Regions from separate parts of the Mus musculus genome. Here region 2 is linked to region 1. Evidence: chromatin contacts called from ENCODE Hi-C or POLR2A ChIA-PET data. All regions are on one chromosome and are shown on one strand. The core of a region is the stretch at or near the end of the contact, and the rest is flanking DNA. Distances in the headings are between cores, read along the strand shown.

Evidence for each region. Hi-C counts contacts between places; a loop is a spot of excess contacts on that map. ChIA-PET counts read pairs that join two places held with the same protein, here RNA polymerase II (POLR2A).
Region 2: a map of T-helper 17 cell shows a loop between it and region 1 (2.0-fold over the local background). The contact joins the promoter of Lyrm7 here to the enhancer-like site in region 1. A Hi-C loop is called at or near these places in 1 of 37 maps with a recorded cell type or tissue (T-helper 17 cell). POLR2A ChIA-PET finds 5 or more read pairs at or near these places in 2 of 5 experiments (Patski and embryonic stem cell).

The regions. Positions count from the first base shown.
Region 1 is chr11:54,719,992-54,727,798 of GRCm38, reverse strand. Cdc42se2 (CDC42 small effector 2) reads left to right here. Exons shown (of 6, transcript NM_178626.3): 4 at 4,124-4,225; 5 at 7,442-7,556. The coding sequence ends at 7,540. Among named protein-coding and RNA genes, the nearest start is that of Cdc42se2, 64 kb to the left of the region's middle. Within about 2 kb of position 2,977, at least 2 of the 3 ENCODE cell types and tissues checked have a DNase peak (open chromatin) inside an H3K27ac peak, as active enhancers do.
Region 2 is chr11:54,857,870-54,865,676 of GRCm38, reverse strand. Lyrm7 (LYR motif containing 7) reads left to right here and starts at 5,080. Exons shown (of 5, transcript NM_029327.5): 1 at 5,080-5,125. The coding sequence starts at 5,108. Gm31490 (a long non-coding RNA gene) reads right to left here and starts at 5,863. Exons shown (of 3, transcript XR_879859.2): 1 at 5,637-5,863; 2 at 3,647-3,761; 3 at 2,818-2,928.

The DNA.
Region 1 (7,807 bases), core at 1,728-4,227:
CAGGAGGATTGCAAATTCCATGCCAGCCATGGGTACTTGGCATGATTCCACTACCCCCAGTCAGCCACCAACCACTAAGCACACCATATTTTTCAAGCATAAGGTGGATTTTTTGTTTTGAACAGCACACTTTTTCAAGTACATGGTATTAAAATTTCAAGACAAACACAGATGCAGTTGTCAGCAGCCAGGGGAATTCCACAGTTGGGCCTCGGCAAAGCAAAACAGGAAGCTTGAGAGGGCGCTCACAGCCCTGCTGTGTGGACTTGGGTAGAGTCACTGTGTTTCCTGGAACACTTCACTCTTACAGGACTCTTCATTAGCTGCCGGCCATGCAAATACTCCTAGTCATGCTTCAGATGCTTTTCATTCTGTATAAGGTCAGGGATTAGAGGCACAAATGTGAACAGTTGTGCTAGAGGAGAGGTGGTTTGGCAAACGTTTCTTTCTATGGAATTTCTGCATCACTACATCATAGTTGGAGTGTCAGTATCTAGTGATTGGGAGTTGACACAGAAGGTCTTGCCACCTTGTGAGCCTTGCCCACATGTGCTCTGCATGCTATCAAAGTGTGTTTATGTCCCTTAGGGAAACTCAGCTGACTGAGAAGAGATGATAGCAAGGAATTCAGATTGATTTTGGTTCGCTATAGTTTAACCTGTCTCAGAGTTCTGTGATTAACAAGGAGTGACTCCTGGTATAGGTAGCAACAGTTACCACCCTCAGAATAACTGCACAAGTGAAGGAAAGCACATGCTGGAGGATCCATTTAAATGAGCTTCAGGAAAATGCTGACAGACATGTGGGCAGTAGATCAGTGCCTACGTGGAGAAGGGATGGGGAAGGGACTTTTAGGAGGATGGGTGTGCTCACTGTGTTGACTGGTGTGGGCTCAAGTGCTTGATCCCCACCCCCTTCCTTTCTGTTTTCATCTCTTCCTTCCTCCACCATCTCATCTTAAGACCTTATCTTAACAAGGACATGTGTCTTTGTGAAAACAGTGAGCTGGAGGCTTCCCACCTTTGCCTTTATGTGTGAGCGTGTCCCTGGGAATGTGTTTGCACACTCTCCCTCAGTAGCTTACTGTGGCAGCTGTTCTCCGAGCCTCACCCAGAAATTCAAGTAAGTCACTTAGTGTAGGGGTGTGGGCCATGTGTGATTTCTTCCTAGCACCACAGGGGGCATGGTGGCTCTTCAGTCTTCAGGGCCAGGATTATAGAAACCAGGATGCCTGGAAGGTGTGACTCCAGTATGCCAGGTCTGCCTAGAGAGGCCCTCCAGCAGGCTGAGTGTACAGCAGAGGCAGTTGCTCTTGCAAGTCAGGTTCCTGTGAGACGTTGGGAGATGGCCCCTGTCCTGCAGATCCTTTGCCCCAGGTGTACAGCTGCTGTCCTTTTCTCCTTGTGATGAAGTCTCTGTCTCTACCCTCCAGAAGGTCTACTAAGCTGTCTCACTTGGGATACTGGAAATTGATCATGCTTTGGAGTACATACGGGTGGGTGAACTAGGATGACTGGCTTCCGAGGGTCACTCTAATGGTTTTTAGCAAAAAGAAGAGGAGACTACTGCCACATCCGTTTTGGCTTTGCTTCTTAAGGCTCTTCTGCAGAATTATGACTTACTGCTCCACACAGGAACAGTGGGGGGGGGGGGGGGGAAGTAAGAGGAGTGTAGTGGGGGCAACATACCCTGAATCTGGGTGAGCAAAGCTAGAAGGGTCTGAACCTTCTCTTGGCTTTCTGAGACCTTCTTGATTAAAAATGAGTGGGGCTCTAGGACACCCTTACTAAAGGCCTGGAGATTAACTTTAGAGAAATAAAGCACAAATGACCTGGGTAAGATAGCTCATACGTTTATTCCCAGCATTTGGAAGGCTGAGGCAGGAGGATCTCTTGAGTTTGAGGCTAATACATACATACATACATACATACATACATACATACATACATACATAGGGAGTTTCAGTACAGCCAGCCCTATAGAATGAGACCTGTCTCCACAGGTGAAAGTGTTGACTCAACCGTGTTAGAGGCTAGCATTGCAAGTGCTCACAGAGGCTTAGCAGGTCAGTAACATCTAAGAGTGAGTTCTTGTAAAACCATCATAAGGGCCAGGGAGATAGATGGTGTGGTGTGTAAAGGTATGTGCCACGCTGGCCCAGTGACCTGGTATCAGTCCTCAGAACCCATAGACAGGTGGAAGGAGAGAATAGATTCCACGAATCATCCTCTGACCTCCACATGTGTGCTCAGGCGCAGGCCTCCTAATAATAGTGATAATTATTATTACTCTTGTTGCTGCTGCTACTAAAGAAACTCTGATCTAGAATTGCAGCTTGTAGGTCAGGTGGCCTTGAGCACTTGCTGTGCAGAGGTGCACTTTAAGTTTGAAGGTTTGTTTTATGTGGGGATATATTCTCTCTCTCTCTCTCTCTCTCTCTCTCTCTCTCTCTCTCTCTCTCTCTCTCTCTTCCTCTCTCTCTCTCACACACACACACATACACATACACAGAGCGAGCAAAAACACATGTGCAGAAGCTCTAGGAACACATGGTTAAGAGGCACTGTGTTACCATGCAGAGTTAGCAGGAATAAACCCTCCCAGCTCTTCTGGGGTTTTATTTGGCAACAATAAAAAATAAAAAGATGGTAAGTTGGTTTCTGGCTTGTACATTCGAACTCTCCACTTCTCTGTGTTTATAGAGAGCCATGTTCTGACAGACAAACTGCCCTGAGCACTGTCAGATTTAGGACTTACTAGAATAGCAGCAACATTGCAGTTTTATGGACCTGGGTGTTGTGTCCTGAGGTTCTGTTCCTACAGTTCATAGTTCCCTGCAAACTTAAGAGCTGTGTGCTCTCACAGGGAAGCCTGCTGTGAGGACAGTGACCCAGCTACACTGGTGGCTGCTCTTGTGTCTGAAGGATCTGTGCAAACCTCAGATGAGCAGGGCAGGGGCAGTCATGAGGCAGGAGGTGGGTGTGCTGGTGGGAAGCCAGCGTGCCTGCTTGGCTGCTCACTGGGAAACTGGCTAGCGCTCTATTCGAGCATAGTGACCACACCTGTAATCTCAGCACTCAGGAACTGAGGCAGGACGGTGAGGTCTAGGTGAGCCTGAGCTGTATTGATGCAACCCTATCACAAAACTAAAACATGTCTGTCAAAACTTAGGAAGCAAGCCCCAGCCTAGTTGGGTTTAGACAGGGCATCAGTCAGTGCAGTGAACAGACCAGAGCTAAGTCCCACCCCTCCCCCAGGCCAGCTGAATGACAGATTCATTCCACTGTGGAGAGGGCAGTTGGAGACAACCCAAGTAAATGACATCAGAATATAATCAACTTGTTATCAAGAGCTAGAAAGTTGTGCTTAAAATCAAGAGCATTGAGGTCAAATCCCACATATTCTTGGCTAATGATGAGGGTAATTTTATATTTGTCTTATTTTTAAGTTATTTTTGTCATAAAAATATGTATCACTGGCATTATATAAAGTTCAGTGTTTTTATGTATAATGTTTTAGTCAGATTAACTAGTTCTTCAGACATCTATTATTTTATGTTGTCATGGCAGTGAGTGCTTTTGTTCTCAACATTTGGGAAACAGCAGGATGGTCAGGAGTTCAAGGCCCGCCTGGGCTACATGAGATTGCCTTTTTTTTTTTTTTTTTTTTTTTAAAGTATTGTTTCCTTAGTTTTGTTTCTTGGAAAGGTATCCATAATGTAGCCTGGCTGGCTTCAAACCCAAGGTCCTTTTTGTCCCAGCCTTGGGGGGCCTTGGGGGAGATACAGGCCTGTGTGGCCAGCTAGCTTATTACTTATTGTTTTATTCTAAAAACTTCCAGATGCCCCTTCAGGTAAAACTCTGGTTGTGTGGCTGCACACTTTACAGCATCATGGGGGGAGGGAGGGTGTCAAAGGGCAACCTTCAGGATTCCATGGGTGGAAGCTGGGTTTTGGGATGTGCACGGTAGGCTTTCTCGTGGGCTGAGCAGTCTTGACTGCTCATCCTCTAGAGTTTTGATGTTTCATTGTTTCAAAGAGAAATGAAAAGCATGAGAATTGGGGTTTCAGACCAGTGTGGGAGGATAAGGCCATTTTCTCAACACATTATTTCTCATATTTTAGAAGAGGCGACGACGGATTGACCGAAGTATGATCGGAGAGCCAACCAACTTTGTGCACACAGCTCACGTAGGATCCGGAGACCTATTTAGTGGGATGAACTCAGTAAGTTTGATCGTGGGACACGCACATGGGACTGTGAGACAAGGCCCAGAGGGACCTGCATGATAGACTCATACCTTCAAAATGACTTCTTAGACTTGTTGTGTGGGTCCCTTTTAATAACAACATGTCAAGTGAATTCTGCAACTAGATTGTGCCAGTCATGGGTTAAAAATATTTGGAAAGAAATACTGTGTCTGCATACGCACTCCCTGAGCAATATTGTTATTTGTACATTACTGAAATTCTTTTAAATGTACTGCTATGTACAATACAGATGACTTAATGTTCAAGGGAAGATGTGATGTATATGTAAGGGAAGACCGCTTCATACAGGAACAGCCACACTCGTGGCTTAGATTAGATTTGGAATGTGTTAATGATTGATTCTTATGCGACCACCATGGGGTCTCAAAGGTCAGTTTTTAATTTAATATTTATGTCAGGCATGGTGGTGTGTGCTTTTAATTCCAGCACTCAGAAGGTTGAGACAGGAAGAAGATCTCTGAGTTCGAGGCCAGGCTGGTCTACATAGAGAATTCTAATACAGCCAAGGCTAGAGACCCTGCCTCAAAATAAATAAATGCATAAATAAATACATAAATACATATTAATACTTACCCTCTTGTTGTGAACTGCTTTTCATGTACTTTAAGGTTTAGTTTTTATTTATGTGCATAGGTCACATGTGTGCAGAGGCCAGATTTAGTCTAAAGGTGGAGGCTGAGCTGGTGTTGAACTTGAGCTGCTGCCTCAGGCTGGTGGATGCTGGGACATCACCTAGCCACCTGTTAAGATTTAATCTAGCTCATAGTACTTGGACACATTGTCAGTATTGTTTGTGTACAGTTCAGGATTTTCTTTAAAATCTGTGCCTGCATCTTACCAATAGTAAGCTTCATGAGGCCTGCTGCCTACTGTAGCTGAGGCGGAGGGAGGCTCCTGCGCTGACAGCATCAGGCTTTGCCCTGCAGACCACTGGAGTCTTCTCTGGGACCGACATCATTCTTCAGAACCAATATGTCCTGTCGGGTAGCGATTTCATTGGATGAGCATGCTACAGCATTCCTCCCTCAGTGCTGAGTTCTTGCTGACAGTGAGATCGGTCAGGGAGGTTTTGGGAATTACTGCTGATAGTTCCCATTTGCATAAACATGACTGAGAGAGAAATTGTGTTTTCCTGTGTAAGAACAGTGATGACAAGACAAAACCATGAATAGAAATGCTATTTGTCCAAGGAGGTGTCCCCACCCATCTCTGTCCTGAGACTGGAGCAACTGTCATTGGGAACAGGATCGTGTGTGAAGGTGCCCGCCTGGCCTGCACTGCATCACTCACCACCTCTGAACACAGGGCTCGTCCTAGGGCTACTTCACGGACTGATTTTTGATGGGTTGGGTGCCACTGGTTGCTGTTGTTTCCAGGTGTAGACTGCCACGCCTGCAAGCTTACTTTTTAATGCCCGCTTCTTGCCAGCAGGAGCTCTGTGAGCCTTTAGTAGTTTTCAAACCCTGTACACTGCAGTCATGTGCTTGCTCACACCGATCAGTCACTTCCTGACTCTTCAGGTTAACACTGCAGGATTGATTTTATTTATTTATTTGTTTGTTTGTTTATTGAGGAGGCACACACCTCTTTCTTAGACTTGTGACTTGTGTGGCTTCATGAGTCTAAAAGTCTTGACCAGGTGGTCCTGGAATGTCTGCAGAGACTGTGTTGGGTATAGACTGATAAAGACTGATGATATCTGAGCTGAGGCCACACTGCATCACAAAGTGTTGTGGAAGTGATCATGCCCCAGGGCTTAAAGACGAGCTGTACATTCTTACAGCCATCAGTTGTGAGTTCAGGTTCAGTTGTAGTGTGTGCAGTACCATTGGGGCGAGAGGCTTCACAGAAGTCAAGTGTCTCTGAGGAAGGGCAGTGGGTCCTGTAAGGCAGAGTCCTTAAGCTGTCAGGAGCTGAAAGAGCTTAGCCACCCATGTGTTCTCCTCTAGCGTATTTAAACCTGTTAGTCCAGAAATAACTTCGGCAAGCCTCTGCGACTGGGCCGGGGAGGGAAAAGATGTGTCTGGAGGTTCGAGAGTTGGGGCAGGTAGAGAGGAAGAGGAGAATAGGAAAGATCGAGAAGAGGTGGAGGAAGAGGAGAAGCCATGATGGACCAGGTCTTCGAGGCCGGCAAAGTAGCAAGGGGTCTTATAGCTGGGGTATAAGTTAGTATAGTGTGAGATCTGCCCATTCTAGGCAAATAGCTTATAATTATAACTGGATTGGGTGTATTAGGGTTGGAAATTCTAGCAACAGATTGACTAGGTGAAATACTAGGTGCCTAAGGAAATAGTTTATCTGACTAAACGTTCTACATAAAAACACTGGACATCATAGGACGCCCACTGATCCATGTCAAAATAGTGACTTAGCATCACTAGAAAAGAGGTCCTGTGCTTCCTTTAAGTCCCAGTAAATGTCAGCAGCATTCAGGAAATAGATTTATGAACATGGTTCAAGCATCAAGTCTTCCCCTCAGGTCTCAGCTCTGGGAAGTGATCCTGCCTGGGTCCCCAGACTACAGACTCATGAGCATCACCCCCAGACTTCCTGCGCGGGTTCCTCCTTCCAGCAGTGTGGCCTGACTTACTCTCTACTTCCAGCGTGTTTCTAATTTACAGGACCTGGGTTGGAGTGATGGTGATAAACTGAAGAAGCTGTGTGCATTTGCTCCATCACCTTGCAGTCTATCACAAGACTCTGGTCTTACCACAGAGCAGGGCCTGACAGGCTGAGGCGGTAGTTCTTGTTGACAGGACTAAAAAGTGAACATGGCTTATCCTGTGTCTGTGGGCACATTCACTTCATCAGCCTGTTGACTAGCAGAAGGGAGTGGCAATCTGGGGCGGTTTAGGCAGTATGACTACAAGTTCAAGGCCATCTCAGGCTACATGAGGCCTTGCTTGGGGGAAAAACCAAACTAAAATACAGATCTTTCAGTAATGACCTCACCATTTGCACTGTAACCAGGAAAAATTAAGGTGTTTAACAATGAATGAAATGTGTCCCAGTAAATGCTCAGTGGTCCTCAGTAAACAGACTCACAAATGTGGCTCAGGCATCTAAACTGTCTGGCTGTCACTGGGCATTACGTCCTGAAGGTGGAGGGGAAATGGCTCTGTCGCAGTCTCTGGTTCCCGCTGTGCATCTGTTCTGTTCCTGTTGGCTTAGGTCAGCTCCATTCAGAACCAGATGCAGTCCAAGGGAGGCTATGGAGGTGGAATGCCTGCCAACGTGCAGATGCAGCTCGTGGACACCAAGGCAGGATAGCCCTGGTCCCTGCACTGTGAGTACCTCAGAGCTGGAGTGGGGTGGCCTCTTGGTTAGCCAAGTCTTAGTCTTGAGGTTAAGAAGTTAGACAAATTATCTTTCTTAGTGGTCTTGGCATATTCTTGATTTTAGATTTAATATCAGGGGGAGGCTTTGGCCTGTGATTCTGGTGACAAAATGTTGCTTTGCCCTCTTACCAAGTGGGACAGCACTGTGTACATAGTAGTGAGGTAATTTATAAATATTTCATTATAAGCTTTTCAAATG
Region 2 (7,807 bases), core at 3,831-6,330, 140 kb before region 1:
CTCTGGCCACACTCTGCATCAATTAAGTCCAAGACTGCAGAGATGAGACCTTAGGTGGCAGTTGTTTGTAAGCCTCTTGGGCCATTTTCCCCGGCAGGAATCAGCTTCAGGTAAGATGCTCCACCTGGAAGAAACAAAAAGTCTTCCTTGGCCCCACCTCCACCCTTCCTCCTCTCTATCCCTTTGCTCCTCCTAAAAAGTGTTTTCTACATATGGTGTGCACTTTGTCATCATTGGTCCTTTGGGTCATTTCCTCCTTGTCGGGATTAGGCAGGACCTCCAATCAGCGTTCTCTAGACAATCGCAGTTGTCATATAGATCTGTTGGCCTGGTTGCTACAGTTGTTACCCTTGTCTTCTTTCAACATCTCACACCCTTGCCCTCTGGATGTTGGTTTTTTTTTTTTTTTTTCCTGCACGCTAAGCCTCCATTTCCATACCTCATTAGATTTTGTTCCTGGCCCTCTTATCTGACAATCTCCAAGTGGCCATAGGAAGAAACCTTGGGGACTTAGAGAGATGGTTCAGCGATCAAGAACACAAACTGTTCTCACAGAGGCCAGCACAAACATCACAACTGCCTGTAACTCCAGCTCCAGGGAAGTCAGATGCCTTTGGCCTAGCAGGATGTCTTCAGTCACCCATGGACATGTGAGCACACAGGTCTCACACACACACACACATGTATACACATAATTAAAAAAAAATAAAATGGGAAAACTTAAGCCAGATGATAGTAGTGCATGACTTTAATGTCAGCACTCTAGGGCAGAGGCGGACAGATCTCTGAGTTCAAGGCCAGCCTAGTCTAAAGAGCAAGTTCCAGGAAATCCTGTCTCATAAATAAATAAATAAATAAATAAATAAATAAATAAATAAATAAATGGAAAAGCTATTTCCTTTGAATTGCCCTATATGATGATATTTGACTACTTTGTCTCAACAAAATTATTATTACCATTATTGAGACAGTGTCTCATATAGCCCAGGCTGGCCTCCAACTTGCTATGTAGCCAAGGATGACCTTAAGCTCCTGTCTTGACAAAATTATTGATAGTGGTTGTTGGCAGTCTTGGTGTCCTATTCTTTGCTATCAGAGCCATTACTGGTACTTTGCAATCACTGGTAAATAATGTCTAAACATAAGACATTAGATTAGGAGTCATGTTCGTTTATTTCCGTAACTACCGAAAAGGTCATGAATATCAGTTGGCCTGGCTTATGGTTAGTTATGGTTAGTTAGTTATGGTTAGTTAGGTTTCTAGTACATTCTAGATGATGCTTATGGTCCTCTTAGTTAGGTTTCTAGTACATTCTAGATGATGCTTTTGGCCCTGGTGCTGTGGCTTTGAGGAACAGTGATATAATGTAGGGAAAACCGCTTATGTACTTAGAGGCAAAAGAATAAGAATATTACATCTGCAACTTACTCTTTTGACAACGTTATTTATTTATTTAGTTTTTTTCAAGGTGTGTCTGTCTGTCTGTGTGTGTGTGTGTGTGTGTGTGTGTGTGTGTGTAGCCATGGCTGTCCTGGAACTCACCCCACAGACCAGTCTGGCCCCAAACTCAGAGATCTGACTGCCTCTGCCTCCTGGATTAAAGGCACACACCACCACCGCCACATGCCCCATTCTTTTATCTTTAGATCGTTATGAACTCTTTTCCCTCATAGACATTCATTAGACAGGAAATAGGTTATTGTAAATTACCAAACTTTGCTATGGGACGCTATAAATTTTTATATTTCACTGACAGAGATGACTAACTGGATATCCAGTTAGTACAACCTACGTTCCAACAGTAGGGGCAGGGTGGTGTATAGGTAAGTGGGTTTGCTTTTGTGGTGCTGAGGATCAATCCTCATGTTTATGTAGCATGTACTTTGCACTTAAAGCTGAGCCTCAGGTATGTTTATCTTTTGGAGACAGGATCTCATCTTGTAGCGGGCAGAACCTGAATTTGCTATTTAGCTGAGGATGACCTTGAACTCTTGTCTCTGCACACAGCCAAAAGGATGTTTGTAAAGTGTAAACCATGGTGTCAGTCTCCTGTTGGTACTATTTCAGAGCATGCTATCCCAAAATGATACCCAAAGTCCTTTCCTTGACCGATAGGAACCTGCGTGACTGTGTCCTGTCTGTTTCTCCTCCTTCATTTACTTCCATTTCAAGCTTACTGACTGGCTTCACGCAAACCGGATGTAATGAGTAGACTGTGCCCATGTCCCCATCCCTGGGTCCTGTGAACATGTTATTAGGTAAAGAGCATTTTAGAGGTGTGATTAAATCAAGGATCCTGAAGTAGGTAGGCGCCTGGGGTATCTGGGTGAACCCAGTGTAACAACAGGGCCCTAGAGAGGAGAGGAGGGAGGTGATGAGGCAGCAAAGGGACAAGATTCTGGTTTGGATGACGGTTGGGTGGCATTCTGGAAGTCCTAAGTGTGATTTGTTTCCACCAAGGGAAAACTGGTCACAGCAGAGCTGCATTCTCCCTGGAGGCTCTAGAGGGCAGTCCACTCCCTTGTCTTTTCCAGCTTCCAAGATCATGTGCTTCCCTTCGGTTTTTGGGGGGTCTTTTTTATTCATCTCCAAAACCAGCAGAGGAGTATCTTTTTACATCTCCCTCTTTTCCTTCTTCCACTTTCAATGTGACTCATTAGGCTCACCAGACCGTACATGAAACGTCTCCCATCTCAGAATATTTAATTCACTTGCCAAATTCCTGCAAGGCAAGGCAATGAGAAGTTCTGGGCACCTGAGTGCACACATCTTTTGGAGGGCATACTCCTGCCTGCCACATAGCTCCAGGAACTTACATGATGAACAGTTGGAATTTCCACTGAGTTCTGGCGTTTCTTCAGTTCAGTTCCCACCACCGGATCAGTAAAGAGTGTGAGCTGTCTCGTTTCCCTTCATCTCTGGAACAGCTGAAGAAACTATCATGTTGGCTTAAGACTCACTTCTGATCTCATTTGGGCACTGTAGAACTATGTTTTAAAATTTTATCTATTATATGTATACAATTGCATGACATTATGGGCACCACAGGCATGTAGGAGCCAACGGAGGCCAGAAGAGAGTACTGGATCTCCCAAAACTGGAGTTACAGCCTGTTGTGAGCTGCTGTGAAGGTGCTAGGAATCCAACTCCAGTCCCCTGCTGATCAGTAAGTGCTGTTAAGCACTGAACCATCTCTTCAGCCACAGGATCCATATTTTTAAATAACATAGAAGGGTTTTCATTAACTTTCTAATCAGAAGTTATTATTACAAATTACTTTTTTTTTTTAAGAAATTGATCTATAGTACTACAGAAGCCACCACAGTATAAGATCATCTAATTGATTATTGTTTTGGATGAAAGACAATAGCCACTACACTTGATTTCATTGGTTCTATTAAAAGCACTTCTGCAGCCGAGCAGTGGTGGCGCACGCCTTTAATCCCAGCACTGGGGAGGCAGAGGCAGGCAGATTTTTGAGTTGGAGGCCAGCCTGGTCTACAGAGTGAGCTCCAGGACAGCCAGGGCTACACAGAGAAACCTTGTCCTGAAATAAATAAATAAATAAATAAATAAATAAATAAATAAAACCTCAATAAGAAATTTTTAGTGAGATTTTATTTTTATGAGTGTATGAGTGTTTACCTGGATGTGTATGTATACCGTGTCCTTGGAGGCCAGAAGGTGTCAGATCCCCTGGGACTGGAGTTCAGGCAGTTGTTAGCTGCCATATGGGTGTTGGGAAATAATCTCAGGTCCTCTGGAAAGAACAGCAGTGTTCTTAGGCTTTGGGCCAGCTCTCCAGCCATCAATAACAATTTTTAAAAGTTGACAATTATCTTTGTGTTCTTATATAAGACTCCCTAGGCATGGTATTTCACATTTGTAATCCCAGCCTTGGGGAGGTAGAGATGGGAAGATCTCTGAGACCAGGACAGCCAGTCTAGCCTAACCAGTGAGTTCTGGGCCAATTCTAGGTTTTGAACAAGGTAGAAAGCATTCCTGAGGACGAGTACAGGTTTGGTGGTGACAACTTTTATTCCAGCACTCCAGAGGCAGCAGATCTCAAAGTTTGAGGCCAGCCTGATCTATATAACAAGTTCCACACCAGACAGGGTTACTGTGACACCCTGTCTCAAAAGCAGAATTTTTTTTTCCTTTTTGTTTTTTGATTGACACAGAGTCTCATATAGTCTAGACCAGGGCTGTCCTTGAATTCTTGATGCTCCTGACTTTACCTTCCAAATACTGGGTTTTCAAGTATATCCCACCACACTCAGCTTAATCAAAGATTAAGAATCTTTGATTCTTAATAAACAGTCAGTTTTACCTAAAAGTAGCCTAAAATGTTACAGGAATGTTGAACGCAAATGATTGCGGAACAGGAGCAAGGTGGAAATTTTTATCCATGCCTGCAAGTACTAAGTTAAAATGTATATAAATGTTTTATGGTTATTACTATGAAGCTTCTAATAAATTATTTCCTACCTCAGCAAAACCAAAGAACGGGGCAAGATAAGTAGGGCAATAATGCAGAAGGTGAGGAGGCTCTGGGATCAAGGGTGTGAACTTGAGCAGGCAACTCAACCGCACCTTTGGGGGGAATAATTAAGAGAATGTACAAACAGAACGTTCTGGAGTCAGCGTTCTGATATGTATGGGCTGTGGTTGTTAGGACTTAGCTTTTGTTTGCTTACGTTCCCAAGGAGACAGTCACAGCCCGGAAACCTTATAATATAGACACTTAAGAGACGCCCACGCCCTTAAACAAGAGATAAAAAACGAGCAGGTTCCGAGGCCACCCAGTAACAAACAGTGTGCGCGAGCGGCACGCTAGGCGCGGCGGAGTGAAGTCTGCCCCTAACAAACATGGCTTCTCAGCTACTTCCGTCCTCCTGTCCGTAATTTGGCACCGCGGCTTCTCGCGTTTTTATACTTAGCTCTGCTTAGCAAACGCCTGAACTTCCTCCTGCGGGGAAGGCGGGCTAGGAAGGACATGTTGCATTCTGATTGGTTGCTATGCGGAGCGTCGCCAGCTGTGCCCCGGCCCTGATTGGTTGCCAAGAGGGGGCGCCCTCAGAGGCGGAGTCAGCGGCGTGGGGAGCCATGGGTCAGCCCGCCAAGGTGACAGGGCCGGGAGGAGGGTGCAGGGATGCTGAGGCTCAAGACCCCGGCAAGGGAGGGAGGCGACCCCGAGGGGGGCTGAGAGTGTAAGAGGGTGACAACCTTCAGGGGCAATGAGTGGTAGAGGGTGACAATTTTGAGGGCAGTGAGGAGAGACGACCCTATGGACCGTGAATGGAGGAGGTTGATAGCCATGTGGAAGAGTGAATGATGAGGGAGACAACCTGGAGGGGCTGCAGTGGAGAAGGGGGGGACAGTGAGTGAGGAGGGAGTGGATCTCGAGGGGCGCGGAGCGGAGGAGGGTGACAGCCACACGAGACAATGAATGAGGAGGATGGCTGATCCATGAAAGGTAGTGAATAGAGGAGACTGATGACCATAAACCGACCACCTATGCCTTAATAAAGAAGTTCCATAGTAGGAAGACTATAAACAACTAATAAAATCGTAAGAAGTGCTTCAAATTAATAAACAGCATGTTTTGTGAACCTATAAATAGGATTTAACTTACCTAGAGGAATACAGAAATCTCTAGTGGGCGAGAGGCAGCATTGCTGAGCCTACTTGTTGATGGCAAGCCCAGGCAACATAGATCTTGTCTCGAAATTTAAGAATCACGGGGACTTATAGGCAGACACCTGAAGTTTGATTAAGAATTAGGAGGGGCTGGCCTCAGACTTGTAGCTCACACCGGCGGCCAATTCTCAGCAATCTTCATGCTAAGTGCTGGGAATCTGACTCCCGAGCCACTACGCCCAGCTACTTTTTGCGTTTGAAAAGAAGTTTCTTAGTAGGGCTGAGGTTGTATTTAACTTTTAAGTTGGAGCCCTTAGCATTTTCAAGGCATTGGCTTCCATGCCCAACAGTGCATAAATAATAAGTAAAAAGATATGATTAGCTACAATGTAATGCCGGTTCTAGTAGATTTGTGGTAATGAAGATCACATTTTCTTTTAAAATAACTTTTTCAACTATTTTATTTGCAAGGCATGTATGTCTGTGCACCATGTGCATGTCTGGTACTCACAGAGGCCAGAAGAGGGTGTCAGATTCCTTGGAACCGAAGTTACAGGAGGTTGTCAGCTGCAGTATGGCTGATGGGAAGAGCCTGGTTCCTTTGTGAGAGCAGCCAGTGCTTTAACCTCAGAGCCATCTCTCCAGCCCCCATTTTCTTTTTATTAGGATAATGGTCTTAAGCTAGTGGTGCTGTTTTTATATTAATGGACACCCCCACTCCCCAGGAAGTACTATATAAAATTACTCCGATTACTATCCTTTAGTGTTCCACACTGCAGACTTCCTATGGTCTTAAACTTTGGGATCAAGTGATCCTCCCTTCTCCACTTTCTAAGATGCAGGGACATCTAGACACCTAGTCTCGTGTGTGTGTGTGTGTGTGTGTGTGTGTGCGCGCGCGTGTGCGTGTGCGCGCGCGTGTGCTAGTGTGCTTCTGCCTGCCTGCCTATCTGTCTCTTTTTTGTTTGTCTTTTTTTTTTTTTTTTTTTTTTTTCGAGACAGGGTTTCTCTGTATAGCCCTGGCTGTCCTGGAACTCACTTTGTAGACCAGGCTGGCCTCAAACTCAGAAATCTGCCTGCCTCTGCCTCCCGAGTGCTGGGCCTATATGTCTCTTTACCTCTTGCTTAATTTATATTTTATTGTGTAGTGCTGAGAAATGAACTCAGGACCCACTACATTTCAAGCACAGTCTATGTGGTGCCTTTTAAAATTCATATTCCTGGGCTGGAGAGATGGCTCAGCGGTTAAAAGCACTGGCTACTCTTCCAGAGGTCCTGAGTTCAAGTCCCAGCAACCACATGGTGGCTCACAACCATTGTAATGGGATCTGATGCCCTCTTCTGGTGTGTCTGAAGACAGCTACAGTGTACTTATATAAATAAATAAATAAATCTTTTTTTAATCCATATTTCTATCAACAGTCTCTGCCAGGCAATGGGCTCTTATTGCTGAGCACTTTAGAAAAAAACTCCTTTCTCTACACATCACTCAATTCCAAAGCCACCCCCACATGTTTAGGTTGTTATTGTTCCCCATTCCCCCATACCAAGTCTGTTAGTTTCCCGTGATTGGCTAAGCATCCAAAAAAGGAAAAAAAATGGAAATCTGAAATCTTATTTTTTCCATTTCCATGTGTGTACTAATGTGTGCCCATATGCATGTGTATGACGGCTTCTGCTGTTCTCTTACCTCATGTGTCGAGGCAGGGTGACTCAATTAGACCCAGAGCTCTCCACTGTGAGCACAGCTAGTCATCTGCCCTGTATTTTCGTGGGTTCTGAGGATCCAAACTGGTCTTTACCCTTACAGAACAAGCATTGTAACCACTGAGCCATCACCCTAGCCCTAAATCTAAAGTTGATTTTCTATCTATCTATCTATCTATTGTTTTTAATTTTATGTGCATTGTTGTTGTGCTTGCATTCATGCCTGTGTGAGGATGTCAGATCCCCTGGAACTGCAGTTACAGATAGTTGTGAGCTGCTATGTTGGTGCTGGGCATTGAACCCAGGTCCTCTGGAAGAGGAACCTGTGCTCTTAACCGCTGAGCCATCTCTCCAGCTTTCAGATATGCATATGTGTCTTAGGTTCCATCCTGTTTCCCTCCCCGCCAGTTTCTTAGCTATTCTCACCACTATTCCTTTTCAGTTTCATGTATTATCACA